2 separate regions of the Homo sapiens genome follow, and region 1 is linked to region 2. Evidence: chromatin contacts called from ENCODE Hi-C or POLR2A ChIA-PET data. All regions are on one chromosome and are shown on one strand. The core of a region is the stretch at or near the end of the contact, and the rest is flanking DNA. Distances in the headings are between cores, read along the strand shown. Region 1 holds the start of GATD1 (glutamine amidotransferase class 1 domain containing 1). Region 2 holds the start of CHID1 (chitinase domain containing 1).

Region 1 (6,507 bases), core at 3,348-5,847, 130 kb before region 2:
CCCCGGCTAGACAGGACGCCCCTGGGCAGGTGGGAGGTAGCCTGAGGCAATGCCTGTGCCTTGCAGTGGGGACATCCTGGCTCCATCCGAAAGGCTGAGTGTGTTCCCACGGCTGAGGTGGCCACAAACAATTGCTGCCTGTCCAGGCCATGCTGGGGACGGCGGCCCCACTCCAACACACAAAGGGTGCTGTGTAGAGCGCTGGCTTGTCCACCCCGGCCAGTGGACACACTCATCACAGCCCAACCCGGAGCCGGGGCAGCTGCCAGGTCTCCTCAAACAGCCTTCCTCCCTGCACCCCTGCTGGCCTTGAGCCCCAAGCCCAGCCCTGGATGCCAGGCTTTCCCAGAAGGAATCAGGCCGGTGTCCTGCCTTGCTCAGGAGGGCATGGCCACCCACCCTCGGGAGCCCACCCAGAGGCCTGCAAGATGGTCACCAGGAGACGACAAAGTCTGTGTGTGTCGGGGGAAGGGGCAGTCCCTGCCTCCTGCCCACAACCACTGCAGTGGCCACTGACCAGAGATCCAGAAACGCCTACCTGGAGTCTTCCCACCTCTCTTCTGCTGGTGGGAGACCCATTTCTTGTGACACTGCACATCCAACCCCTCCCCTGGGTCCCAGGGGTCACCTACTGCTCTCAGAGTGGAAGTGCTGCAGGATACGGGCCAGGGAGCCACTGCTGGCCAGGTCGGTCAGGGCCCCAGGACAGCTGGGGATCAGGAGGGCATGGTACCGGGCACCTGGGGGGAGACCACAAACCAGGTAGCAGCCACATGTCAAAGTGAGACTACCTGCAGGACCAGGCCCGAGTGCGTGGCCAGGACAGACCCTCCACAGGGACCAGCCAGCCTGGTGATGTCATCTGTCCCTTTTCCTCCATGGGCTACAGCTCCCAAGGGCCCCCCTGACTTTCCTGTCTCCACACACTCACCAACTCTCCTCCCCAGAGGGGCTCAGAAACTCTGGGGCCCAGGATGTGGGGCTGGAGGCTGCCCCAAATGGTCACAGGGCTTCAGGGGCTGAGCTAGGGAGCTCACTAAGACCCCAAACCTATCTGGAACCCTTGACCCTCCAAGGTCCCAGGCACCCCACCCCCAAGGAGTGGGTCCCGGGCCTACCATCGATGGACTCGAGCTTGGCGGGGCTGGCGTAAGCCTTGAGGCGGAAGTCTTGCACCCAGCGTGCATTGCTCTCAGTCACATCCACAAATTCCATGGCTTTCCCCTGGAGAAGCAGAGCCCAGGGGCCGAGGGTCAGCACCAGGGATATCCCTGTCGGCTCAGAGGGAGCCTGAAAAAGCTGACAAGGGACCCAACAGCATCCCCCTGAGGCACAAAGGCCCCCGACCACCCAGCCTCCTTCACGGGATCTCCCAGGGTCGGGGAGCCTGTCCCAGCAGCAGCCTCAGTGGTTTATTTCCTAGCCAACCCACCAACCAAAAATTTTTATACATAATAAATAAACAAAAACCCGCAGTGACAAATACATAATGCATCCTTACTATGACTTATGTACATCTGATATCCCTGGGTCCCCCACGATCAGAGGGTGGAGAATTCCTCCCAGTGGAAACATGTGCCCCTCACACCAGGGCTGCGCCTTGGTCTCCTCCTCACACACGTGCAGAAGCACAGACCCACAGCAAAAAGGTCTCCCTTGGGCTGGGTGCAGAGGCTCACGCCTATAATCCCAGCACTTTGGGAGGCCGAGGCGGGTGGGTCACCTGAGGTTGGGAGTTCGAGACCATCCTGGCCAACACGGTGAAAACCCATCTCTACTAAAAATACAAAATGAGCTGGGCGTGGTGGCGCATGCCTGTAATCCCAGCTACTCGGGAGGCTGAGGCAGGAGGACTGCTTGAACCCGGGAGGCGGAGGTTGTGGTGAGCCGAGATCGCACCACCGCACTCCAGCCTGGGCAACAAGAGCGAAACTCCATCTCAAAAAAAAAAGGAAAAGAAAAGGTCTCCCTCATCACAGATGGGGGATCAGAGCCCAGGAAATGGGGACTGGGACAGGGGGACGCCACCAGGGTTTGGTTACAGACTCTTCACCCCTCCACCAACTGCAGGGGCTCCCCACTCCTCCCAGGCCGCGGCGGCAGTCTCCTGACCTTGCCCCCGGAGAGGTGGAGACAGACCCCAAGTGTCCAGTGGGGAAGGAGAGGCTGGACTTACCCCAGGGGTGGCCACCTGCAGGTTGAAGGCGGTGCTGGCCATCGTGAAACAGTGGAGGAAGGACTGGGCCGACACACCTGCAGAAGGTCCCAGTGAGTGTGGGCTCGACAGGACTAGCGTGCCCCGCCTCAGGGGGCTACCCAGACACCCCCATGGCCTCGACTGACCCCAGAACACGCTGAGGAGCAGCCCTCTCCCCTACACCCAAGAACGACTACTTGAAGCCCTGGGGCAGGGCCAGCCACCCATTCACGTCCAGGAGAAGGAAGCTGGGAAGGCATGAGTCAGAGGGGCACAGCCAGGTCTGCCAGAACGGTAGGCCATCCCCGGGCCTGCATCCCCCATGGCGGGCTCTTTCCCCAGCCTGGCACTGTCACCTCCAGCCTCAGCCAGAAGCTGGGAGAGGATGCAGCCCACCTCAACTGTCCATGCCACTCCCACACCCCAGCCTCATCCTAGTGCTAACAGAGCCACGAGAGACCTTTCTGAAAGGCAAACCCGGGTGTGAGGGTCACAGAGTTCAGCTCATCCTCTCACTGAACCACCAGGGACTCAGGCCCTCAGGCACCATGGAGAACGCAGAAGTGTCCTGGCCCCCCCTCACCCCTTCCAGGGAAGCCGCTCAGAGGGACCCTTTCCTCACAAGGGTTCTGGGATTATACCCCTCCCCCGCCAGCTCTTCCTAGCATCCTTCGGCCCCTCAAAAAACTTTTAAAAAAGAAACTCAACACACCACACCCAATCCAGAAGGCTCTGGGGGCCTCTGTCCTACCAGGGGAAGGACACAGCCCCGCCCACCCTGCCTGCCGGAGAGCACTTACAAGTTTATTCCAAAGTAGCGTGAGCTGTATCTCTCTACATTTATTTTAACTCTGGGGCCCAATCCCTCAGCTTCATTTTTATCTTCATTCTTTTTTTTTTTTTTTTTTTTTTTTTGAGACGGAGTCTCGGTCTGTCGCCAGGCTGGAGTGCAGTGGTGCGATCTCGGCTCACTGCAACCTCCACCTTCCAGGCTCAAGCAATTCTCCTGCCTCAGCCTCCCGAGTAGCTGGGACTACAGGAGGGTGCCACCACGCCCAGCTAATTTTTGTACTTTTAGTAGAGACGGAGTTTCACTGTTTTAGCCAGAATGGTCTCGATCTCTTGACCTCGTGATCCGCCCGCCTCAGCCTCCCAAAGTGCTGGGATTACAGGCGTGAGCCACTGCGCCCAGACTCTTCATTCTTATATAAGTTAATACATATTCACTGTAAAATGTCCACTTATCGAGGAAAAACAAAGTGCCCAGTAGACTGCCGCAGGCTCTGTTCCCCCAGCTGCCCGCCCTTCCGGCCTCCTGAAGTGCTGCCCCCAGCCTGCTGGCGCTAAGACCCCACGTCCTCAACATGCCGGACCTCCTCACGCCTACCTGCTCTGGAAACAAGCCCCAACCCACCCCCCCAGGACTGAACCCCACTCGAGGCTCCTCCCACCCGCAGTCTGGGGGCATCACTCAGGACCCCTGGAGCTCAGCACATCGTGACGCCACAACCCCACAGCCCCATCTCCCCGTCCACACTTGAGGAGCTACAGACTTCAAGAGGCAGACCCCTGGGTCGCAACCCCGGCCCCCACCTCTCCGTGGTGCGGTGACCTTGGGCTGCTCACTTCCCTCTCCAAAAGGCTCAGAACAAGGCCAGGCACCCTCGTGCTCCGCTGCTCATCCCTCCCCTGCTGCCCTGAGACCCTGCAGGCTCAGCGCCAGGGGACGCACCCCGCTGCGCTCCGACCCGCGTGAGCCCCAGGCCAGTACTGCCCTGGTACCCTTGCCCCAGGACGGGGGCCGCGGGGCGCCTTCTCCAGGAGGGGGCTCCGGGTCTCCTCAGAAGCCGGTGGCTCAGAAGGTCAGGGTCCCCGCGGCCGCCCGACCTCAGAGCTGGGTCAACTCCCGGAATGGCCCCTCCCCACACCCGGGCTCCCCTCTCGCAGCGCAGCGGCCTCAGAGACCAGGCCCAGGCACGCGGCTCCCTCCGCTAGAAACGTCGGGCCCGGGCCGCCTCGCCGGGCAGACGAGACTCGGAGGAGCGACGCGGCGCCGGGATCCATCACGACCCCCCGACCCCGCCCCGAGCTCCATCCCACCAACCCGCGACCCCACCCCCGCCCCCGTCCCCGCCCCGAGCTCCATCCCGACACCGACCCCGCTCCGCCCTCCCCCGGCCCCTGCCCGGCGCCCCCAGCGGCCTCGGCCTCCGGCGCCACGTGACGCGCGCCCACCGTGTCCCGAACCTCCCGCCCCGGGCAGCCCCCTCGCGGACGCTCTTCGGACACTGGCCCCGGCCGCCGGGCCTCACCTTCGGCGGCGCCGCTGGCCACGAGCAGACAGGCGGGCCTGTTAGGGAGCCGCTCGGACGCCATGGCTCGGGCTCGGCGCTGGGTCTGCGCGTGCGCGGCGTCTGGGCGCGCCCGGGAGTTCGCGGGTCACGTGCCCTGGCGGCCGGGGGCGGAGCCGGGTGGGACTGGGCGCCTGCGCGTTCGTACCCGGTCCGGGTCGGCTGGGCTGCCCGCCGCTCCGCGCGCCCGGGCGGTCGCAGGTCGCGCCTGCTTTGGCCCCGGCGGGTTCGGCATCCGAGCCTGGCAGGGGCCAATAGGTAGGGTCGCGAGGGTCCTCCCCGGCCGCATGCGCAGTCTGAGCGCGCGCGGGGTAGGGCTCTTGGCCTGGGGTGGGGGCGCGGGCATCAGCAGAGCCAGGCGGCGGTGTCGGGGCGCGAAGGTGCCCGTGGTGTTCCGGTGGCCACACCCGAGGAGCAGGGGAGACCGGGGGGCTGCGGGGTCAGAAGCTCCGGGTGTCCCCGGAGACTAGGAGGGGGACGGCGGGGTCCAGGAGGCGGGGTGGGCTCCGCCGGCCCAGGACGGGGGCGTCGCGGGGAGGCCTGCAGGGTTGTGGGGCGTCGGGCTGAGCTCCTGGGAGGACGGAGTGTCACTTCCTGAGATGGGGACACCTCGGGCGTGCTGGCTTTGGTGAGGAGAATTGAAGCAGTTTTTCTTTTTTTTTTTTTTTTTTTGAGACAGGGCCTCTGGAGTGCAGTGGCGTGATCTCGGCTCACTACAGCGTCTGCCTACCGTGTTCAAGCGATCCTCCCACCTCAGCCTGTTGAGCAACCGGGACCCCAGGTGCACACTCCACCACGCCCAGCTAATTTTTTTGTGTTTTGGGTAGAGAGGGGGTCTCACTGTGTTGTCCAAGCTGGTCTCGAACTCCTGATCTAAAGCGATCTGCCTGCCTTGGCCTCCCAAAGTGCGAGGACTACAGGCGTGAGCCACCGCGCCTGGCCTGAAGCAGTTTTTCCTTAGACTGTAGTTGGAGGGGGTGAGACCACGTGGAGTGGTTGGCAGACAGGCAGGCACCCTTTGAGGCCAAAAGGGCGCTTGAGACAGAGCCAGCAGGCGAGCGGGCCGCCCAGGTCCCTGGCCCCCTGCTGCCAGTATGAAGGTCCCACCAAGCCTCTGCTCCAACCAGGGGAACCGTCATGGTTGGGAACAGCCAAGGTGAGGAATTCTGTGGGTCACACCCCCTGAAAACCACTGGCCTCCGCCGGGCGCGGTGGCTCACGCTTGTTATCCCAACACTTTGGGAGGCCCAGGCGGGTGGATCACGAGGTCAGGAGTTCAAGACCAGCCTGGCCAAGATGGTGAAACCCCGTCTCTACTAAGAAAAATACAAAAATTAGCAGTGGCAGCACCTGTCATCCAAGCTACTTGGGAGGCTGAGGCGGGAGAATCACGTGAACCCAGCGGGGGCAGAGGTTGCAATGAACCAAGATTGCGCCACTGCACTCCAGCCTGGGCGACAGATTGAGACTCCTTCTCAAAAAAAAAAAAAAGCCACTGGCCTCTGGCTCCCCCTGGCCCAGCCTGGAGAAGGGTCCCTGACCCCCGTCAGACAAGCAGTGCACCCTGCCTCACCTGACACAGAGCCCTCCCACCACAGGGGAAGTGGGAGCTGGGAGCTCCTGGTACAGGCAAGGCCGAGAGTTGGGTTAGGGAGCAGAGGACGGAGCTGAGTGAGTGTCCAGTGTTAGGTGGGTGGGGGTGTTAGTGGATGGAGGTGTCTGAAGCCTCGCAGGCCTGCGGTCACACCACAGGCTGGGCCTAGCCGCTTGGAGAGCTTTCTGGATCTGCACAGGATCTTGTCCCCCACAGACACACACTGTGGGCCTCAAACCCGGGAGCAGGAGGGGCAGGTTGGAGCAGGTCTACCTGCTTGCCCAGCCCCACCTGCACTGGCCCCAAGGTGTCCCTGATGGAGCTGAGCTGGACCAGCCACAGGTGCAGGGCTGAGTCTGCAGCAG
Region 2 (6,305 bases), core at 3,078-5,577:
CCTGCCTCCCAAAATGAGCCACCGCGCCCAGCCATGGGGGATTTTCCACATACGTTGAAAACATGAGGATGTTCATGGACCTGGCTCTCCCAGATGCTGGAACACAGACAGGCACTGCCATGCTCGTGGTGTGCCGGTCAATGAAGACGCTACAAGACAGAACTTCCACAGTTCAGTCCCACAGAGAAAGCATGTAGGGAGGGGTGGTAGAAAGCAAACGACATGCCCTTCACGTGGAAGCTTAAGAAACAAAACAAAAAAGTAGCCTGGGCGCGGGGGCTCACGCCTGTAATCACACCACGTCGGGAGGCCAAGGCAGGCAGATCACCTGAAGTCGGGAGTTCGAGACCAGCCTGACCAACATGGACAAACCCTGTCTCTACTGAAAATACAAAATTAGCTGGGCGTGCTGGCGCATGCCTGTAATCCCAGCTTCTCGGGACGCTGAGACAGGAGAATCACTTGAACCTGGGAAGCAGAGGTTGCGGTAAGCCGAGATCGCGCAATTGCACTCCAGCCTAGGCAACAGGAGCAAAAACTCCCTCTCAAAAACAAAGAAACAAAACAAAAAATAAATGAGCAGGCTATCTGGAATTACTGGTCATTGTTTCTTCTCTTTTACTTTATCTGTATCTTCTGGTCTTCCTGCACTAAACTTTTATTACACTGTTCACTTTCAGGTTCTAGGGGCCACCAACAAAAGTGATTCTACTTTCCGGCCGGGCGCGGTGGCTCACGCCTGTAATCCCAGCACTTTGGGAGGCCGAAGCGGGCAGATCACGAGGTCAGGAGATCGAGACCATCCTGGCTAACACGGTGAAACCCCATCTCTGCTAAAAATACAAAAAATTAGCCAGGCATGGTGGCAGGCGCCTGTAGTCCCAGCTATTCGAGAGGCTGAAGCAGGAGAATGGTGTGAATCCAGGAGGTGGAGTTCGCAGTGAGCCGAGATAGTGCCAGTGCACTCCAGCCTGGGCGACGGTGCGAGACTGTCTTTAAAAAAAAAAAAAAAGTGATTCTACTTTCTATCTTTCACTGGGGTTGGGGGCAGCGGCGGTGGGAGCTGAACCACCACCATAGCCCAGCCAGACTGTTAGTCCTTCATGAAGCTTTGGGACACTGCTGGGAAGAAGCTCTTGGCTAGTTTCACAGCTCTGGCAGCACAGACCCCTCTAGACCAGCTGAGAGGCCCACACAGCCTGGGCAGAGGCAGATACCTGACAGGTGGGGAGCTCAGCCCAACTCACTACCCAGCAGCTGGGCACATGGCCTTCCCCTTGGGTCACAGGCTCCTGAGTATATGGGAGCTCAGGCCCAAGAGGCTCCAGGAACCCCAGCCAGGCAGGTGCACCTGTCAGAAGATGCTGCCAGAGCCAGGCCTACCACAGTGCCTACCCTCCTACCCAAAAGACTCCCTGGCCAGGAACCTGTTTTCACTTCCTCTGAAACCGTCCCCTTGACCTGCTTTCTTCTGCAGAGGCACACGCTGCCCCACTTTGCCCTGTCTCTTCCCTGGGTGAGACTGGTGCTCCTGGTGCAGACTGAGGAGACTGTGGCTACCCCCAGGCAGGGAGTTTGCATGCTTTGGTACCCAATACACCCACAACACACCTGCATAGAAAGAACACGCTCCTGGAGCAAGATCAACCAGTGAAGCTCCCCCACCTAGGAGGCAGGGAGCCACAAGACAGCCTGACCTGCAGGCTTATGGGGAGTTAGGAAGGGAACTCACAGGGCAAGCACAGCAGCACCCAGTACATGGAGCCACAGGCAAAGGCAGTGAGTGCTTGAACAGCCACGGCAGTTCCGAGAGGCTGTGCAGGGGGAATAAGAAGGCCCAGGCACAGATCACCACCCTCTGCCCCGATCAACCTCTCCAGCCCCTCTCCTCAGTGATACATCCCAGAATCAGAACCAAGGGCAGCAGCCTGCTGCCACCTCCCCTTAGCCCCACTATCTTTCTGCTGCAGCTGAGGCTTGGTCTGAGTCAGCAACAGCCCCAGGGAAGGTGGGGAGGGTTCTGGCCATGGCACAGGGAAGACGGCCCAGAATCACTTGCCTGGCCAGGCTGAAACGGTGGCTGCCTCAGCTCCCAGGCACCCAGTCTTTGACCCCAGCCCATTCCATGACCACTGGCTCCTTCTCTGTCTTCTGGGTGGAAATCTGGGTCAGGGAGGAAGGAAAGGAATGAAAAACCAAACGGTGGTTCTCCAGGGGACTGGCCCAGGAGTAACTGGAGGGCACACTCAGGTACCCAGTGACCAACCACTATAGGGCTGGGTCTCTGCCCCTACCTGCCGTCCTGCAGATTTGAAACAGGGCCACTGTCCACCCACCTAGTGGCCCCTCTGCCTATGACCTCCCTGCCCCCCAACCTGTGATTTCACACTTCAGGGAAGGAAGAGGAAAGGGTGGAAGAGGAAGACAGTCCTGCCAGCATGTGTCCAGCAGAGGGGACACTAGGAGAACCTAACTGAACACAAGGCCAGGGTACTGCCTCTGTCCACTCGCGCTTAACTTGCCCGCTCTGTGATGGAGTGCTTGGATACAGGCTGCTCACAAATGCTGGGCTGCTTCTTTGACTTGCCATGGAACTTTCCAGACAACTGCCCCAGGGAGATGGTGTGTGTGATGTGTGAGGGGTGCTCACACTGCAACCAGGCCCTTGTCTGGGCTTTGGTACCTCTCCCGCTCCCCACTGCTCACCGGCCGCTCGGCTCTGAGGCCCGTGAGGACACTCTCCATCATGCTCTTCACATAACACAGACTCCCAGGTTCACACACACTGTGTTCCTGCATCAAACCGTTTCTTCCCCAAATGCCAATGACCTTCCCTTGGGCAGAACGGCCCCGCACACAAAGGGAATGTGTTGTGTTATGAAGAGGCACAGGCCCCGACCCTGGTCACCCAAAGGGGTCCCAGAAACCGCTCTGTAACAAGATAAGGTGGAGCGCTACTGCTCCCACTTTCCTGCGCTCCCAGTCCGTAGGTCCAGGACCTCCTCGGTGGTGTTGATGGAAATGATGGGAGTCACAGCAGGGGCTTTCCAATGCTTTTCATGGAGACCAGCAGTAAGAAATGCACTTTACGTCACAGCCCAGCACACGTGTATGTCATGTGTGCACATGTGTTGTGCATGTGTGTACATGTGTAGAGCGACAGCAGCCAATCAGAGCTAACTCTATTCTGCGATGGACGCACTGACAACTCCTGTTCTGTTGTGTTTTGAAGAACTAACTGGTGCATGGCGGCTCTGGCCTGTGATCCTAGCACTTTGGGAGGCCAGGAGTTTTTGACTGGTTTTGGCAACACAGCCAGACCTGGTCTCTACAAAAAATATTTTTCTGCCGGGCAGATCACCCCATCAGGAGTTCAAGACCAGCCTGGCCAACGTGATGAAACCCAGTCTCTAAAAAAGATACAAAAATTAGCTGGGTGCAGTGGTGTGCGCCTGTACTCCCAGCAACTCGGGAGACTGAGGCAGGAAAATCCCTTAAGCCCAGAAGCGGAGGTTGCAGTGAACCGAGATCGCGCCACTGCACTCCAGCCTGGGTGACAGCGTGAGACTCTGTCTCAAAAAAAAAAAAAAATTCTTAGCTGAGTGCGCTGGCGCACACCTGTAGTCCCAAGTAGCTAGGAGGCTAAGAGATTACTAGAGCCCAGGAAGTCGAGGCGGACGGGCGGGCGGGTCACCCTCCAGTTTGGACAGTCAGCAATGGAAGCTTCAAGGGTTGGGGCTGAACCAAGGGTGGGTGGGATCGCGTCTGATGCGCCCACCCTTCACGGGGACCGCGTGCCCCTCACTGGGAGGGCAGCCCGCCTGGAGCCCTACTGCCTCTGCTCCCTCTGGGGGTCCTGGGGACCCGATGGCCACCACTCTGCCACACGAGCCGCGCGCTCACACACTCCTCACCCGCCGGCCACATCCCTTGTCTGCGCACTCAGGCCCCTTCCACCCAGCGCGCCTAGCTCTCAGGCTTGCTCGCCCCAGCGCACGCGCTCCACCTCCCACTCGCGGTCCCCCCGACACGCGCCCCCGTCCACACTCGCCCTCCACCCCCGCTCTCGCTCACCCTCGCTCTCATAGCAACCCTCTCTCACCCTCGTCCTCACACCCTCTCACACGCCCCCTCACACACTTGCTCTCTCTCACGCACCCGCCCGGCGTCGCCCGCGACCCCACGCCCGTCCTCCCGGGGCCGAGCCTCGCTGCCCGGCGCGCCCACTTTGCGGGAGGGAAACTGAGGCCGTGCAAGGAGGAGGAGCAGGGGCCGGCCGCCGCGGGGCTCACCTGCATGTCAGGGAGGCCGGACGGCCACAAACGCACGGCCGGAAAACGCTCCAGCGCGCCGGAAGTCCCGCCCCAGGCGCCCGCGCGCCGCCGCCGCGCACGGCACGCTGGGATGGAGAGGGGCTGGGCCAGGACAGGGGACTGGGCAGGGCTGCCCGAAAGTCGGGGCCGGGGCCGGGGCCGGGGCCGGGGCGGGGCCGCGCCGGGGGCGGACCCCGGGCCCGGCGCGTTCACCTTGAGCGCCCCTGGTGCTCGCGCTGGAGCTGGTTATCAGGTTCCCGGCCCAGGGGTAGCCGGGTTCCCAGCGCCACGGCTCTTAGGCAGGCCTGGCGCCCTTGGCGTGGGGCCGCGCGGGGCCTTGGGCTCCAGGGCCTCTGCCCGGCTCGGCGGTGCCGGGAGAACCGCGCGGTGGGCTCCGCCCCGGCACGCTCCCCCGGGGACCCGGAGTCACCACTCCTGGCGTCCCCCCGACCCCCGCCTGAGTGGACCATCTCCATCCCCAGGCCGATGGCGCCCACTGCGCTGTCTCCAGCGGGGACTGCCCGAAACGCGCGCTCTCTCGGTCCGCACCCCCGCCTTGCACATTGCACGAGCCGGAGCCCCAGGAGGCAAACCAAGTTCCCAACTCAGCCCCTCGCGCTTGGATGAACGAGCGCGTGGCCAGCACTTTTGAGTCACCGCGCATTCTACGCGGCACAGGCTGTCCGACCCCCACCCCCAGCCCTAGCCGTTCCCAGCGCAGTTTCCTACAGAAAACCGCACGGCCGGGCCCCACCCTGCCCCGCTCAGCCGTTCCCGGGGCGCGCGTGGGCTCCAAGACACCCTGCACAGCTGCTTCTCCATTTCTGCTGCTTGGGAGCTTTCTCCTTAAACTAAGCTTTGTCTTTCTTTCTAGTCACGTTTCCTTCTTTCCCTTCCCGGTATTTTCTGCCAGCTGACGCCCACGCCTTTCCTAGAAGGGGCTGGGGGCTGCATGCGGTGCGAGGCACGTCCCCCACCAGCTGTGGGCTCTTACTCAGCTTAGCACTCGCTCTCAGCAAACGGCCTGGATGGTGGCCTGAAGCCTGACCTTTGGGGGTGAAGACCTCAAGTCGGCAGAGCTCTGGAGAGGGTCCCAGTAAGCTATGGCAGGTGTCCTCAGGGACATATGCGCAGTCCTCCCAATGCTAAGGAGGCCATGGCAACATCCAACTTCTCTTAGGAAAGGCACTTAGCCATTTTAGGATCTCATTGAGGTCAGAGGTCTTTGGCGCTAAAGAATTGCAGAATCGATCGGGCAGCCGCCGCCTTTAATCCTAGCACTTTGGGAGGCCAAGGCGGGTAGATCACTTGAGGTCAGGCGTTCGACACCAGCCTGGCCAACATGGTGGAACCCTGTCTCTACTAAAAATACAGAAATTAGGCGTGGTGGCGCATGCCTGTAATCCCAGCTCCTGGGGAGGCTGGGGCAGGAGAATTACTTGAACCTGGGAGGCTGAAGTTGCAGTGAGCAGAGATCACACTGCACTCCAGCCTGGGTGATAAAGTAAGACTCGGTCTCAAAAAAACAAAAAAAAGAATTGCAGAATCTACTTAGGGTTCACTCTGGGCCAGAACTACAGACCTCAAGAGCAGATGGGGCCCGCAGATGGGAGGATAGGAAGCCCAGAGCCAGGCCCCTCTGCAGAGCTCCCAACGGCCGGGTTCCTGGGGGAGTCTTGTCAGTTGCCAGCACAAAGCGGTCCGCTTCCCAATCTGCATAGTTTGTGCCAATGGGCCCCGTGTACCTGCATTGAAAACTGACTTCTTGGCTGGGCGCGGTGGCTCACGCTTGTAATCCCAGCACTTTGGGAGGCTGAGGCGGGCGGATCACAAGGTCAGGAGATCGAGACCATCCTGATTAACACGGTGAAACCCCGTCTCTACTAAAAATACGAAAAATTAGCCGGGCGTAGTGGCGGGCGCCCGTAGTCCCAGCTACTTGGGAGGCTGAGACAGGAGAATGGCGTGAACCCAGGAGGCGGAGCTTGCAGT

What was found. A loop is a pair of places that touch in the nucleus more often than their neighbours do. ChIA-PET counts read pairs that join two places held with the same protein, here RNA polymerase II (POLR2A). Pooled maps may share reads with other maps.
Region 1: a pooled map shows a loop between it and region 2 (12-fold over the local background). The contact joins the promoter of GATD1 here to the promoter of CHID1 in region 2. A Hi-C loop is called at or near these places in 10 of 50 pooled maps. POLR2A ChIA-PET finds 5 or more read pairs at or near these places in 2 of 52 experiments (Caco-2 and HEK293T).

What each region holds. Positions count from the first base shown.
Region 1 is chr11:772,890-779,396 of GRCh38, forward strand. GATD1 (glutamine amidotransferase class 1 domain containing 1) reads right to left here and starts at 4,598. Exons shown (of 8, transcript NM_182612.4): 1 at 4,510-4,598; 2 at 2,177-2,253; 3 at 1,119-1,224; 4 at 633-740. The coding sequence starts at 4,573. It overlaps LOC124900301, which reads left to right and starts at 4,689. Exons shown (of 2, transcript XM_047427954.1): 1 at 4,689-4,806; 2 at 5,228-6,507. GATD1-DT (GATD1 divergent transcript) reads left to right here and starts at 4,689. Exons shown (of 2, transcript NR_126343.1): 1 at 4,689-4,806. RefSeq lists silencers at 4,019-4,228, 4,239-4,948, 4,999-5,098.
Region 2 is chr11:906,483-912,787 of GRCh38, forward strand. It overlaps CHID1 (chitinase domain containing 1), which reads right to left and starts at 4,328. Exons shown (of 13, transcript NM_023947.4): 1 at 4,293-4,328. RefSeq lists a silencer at 4,011-4,850.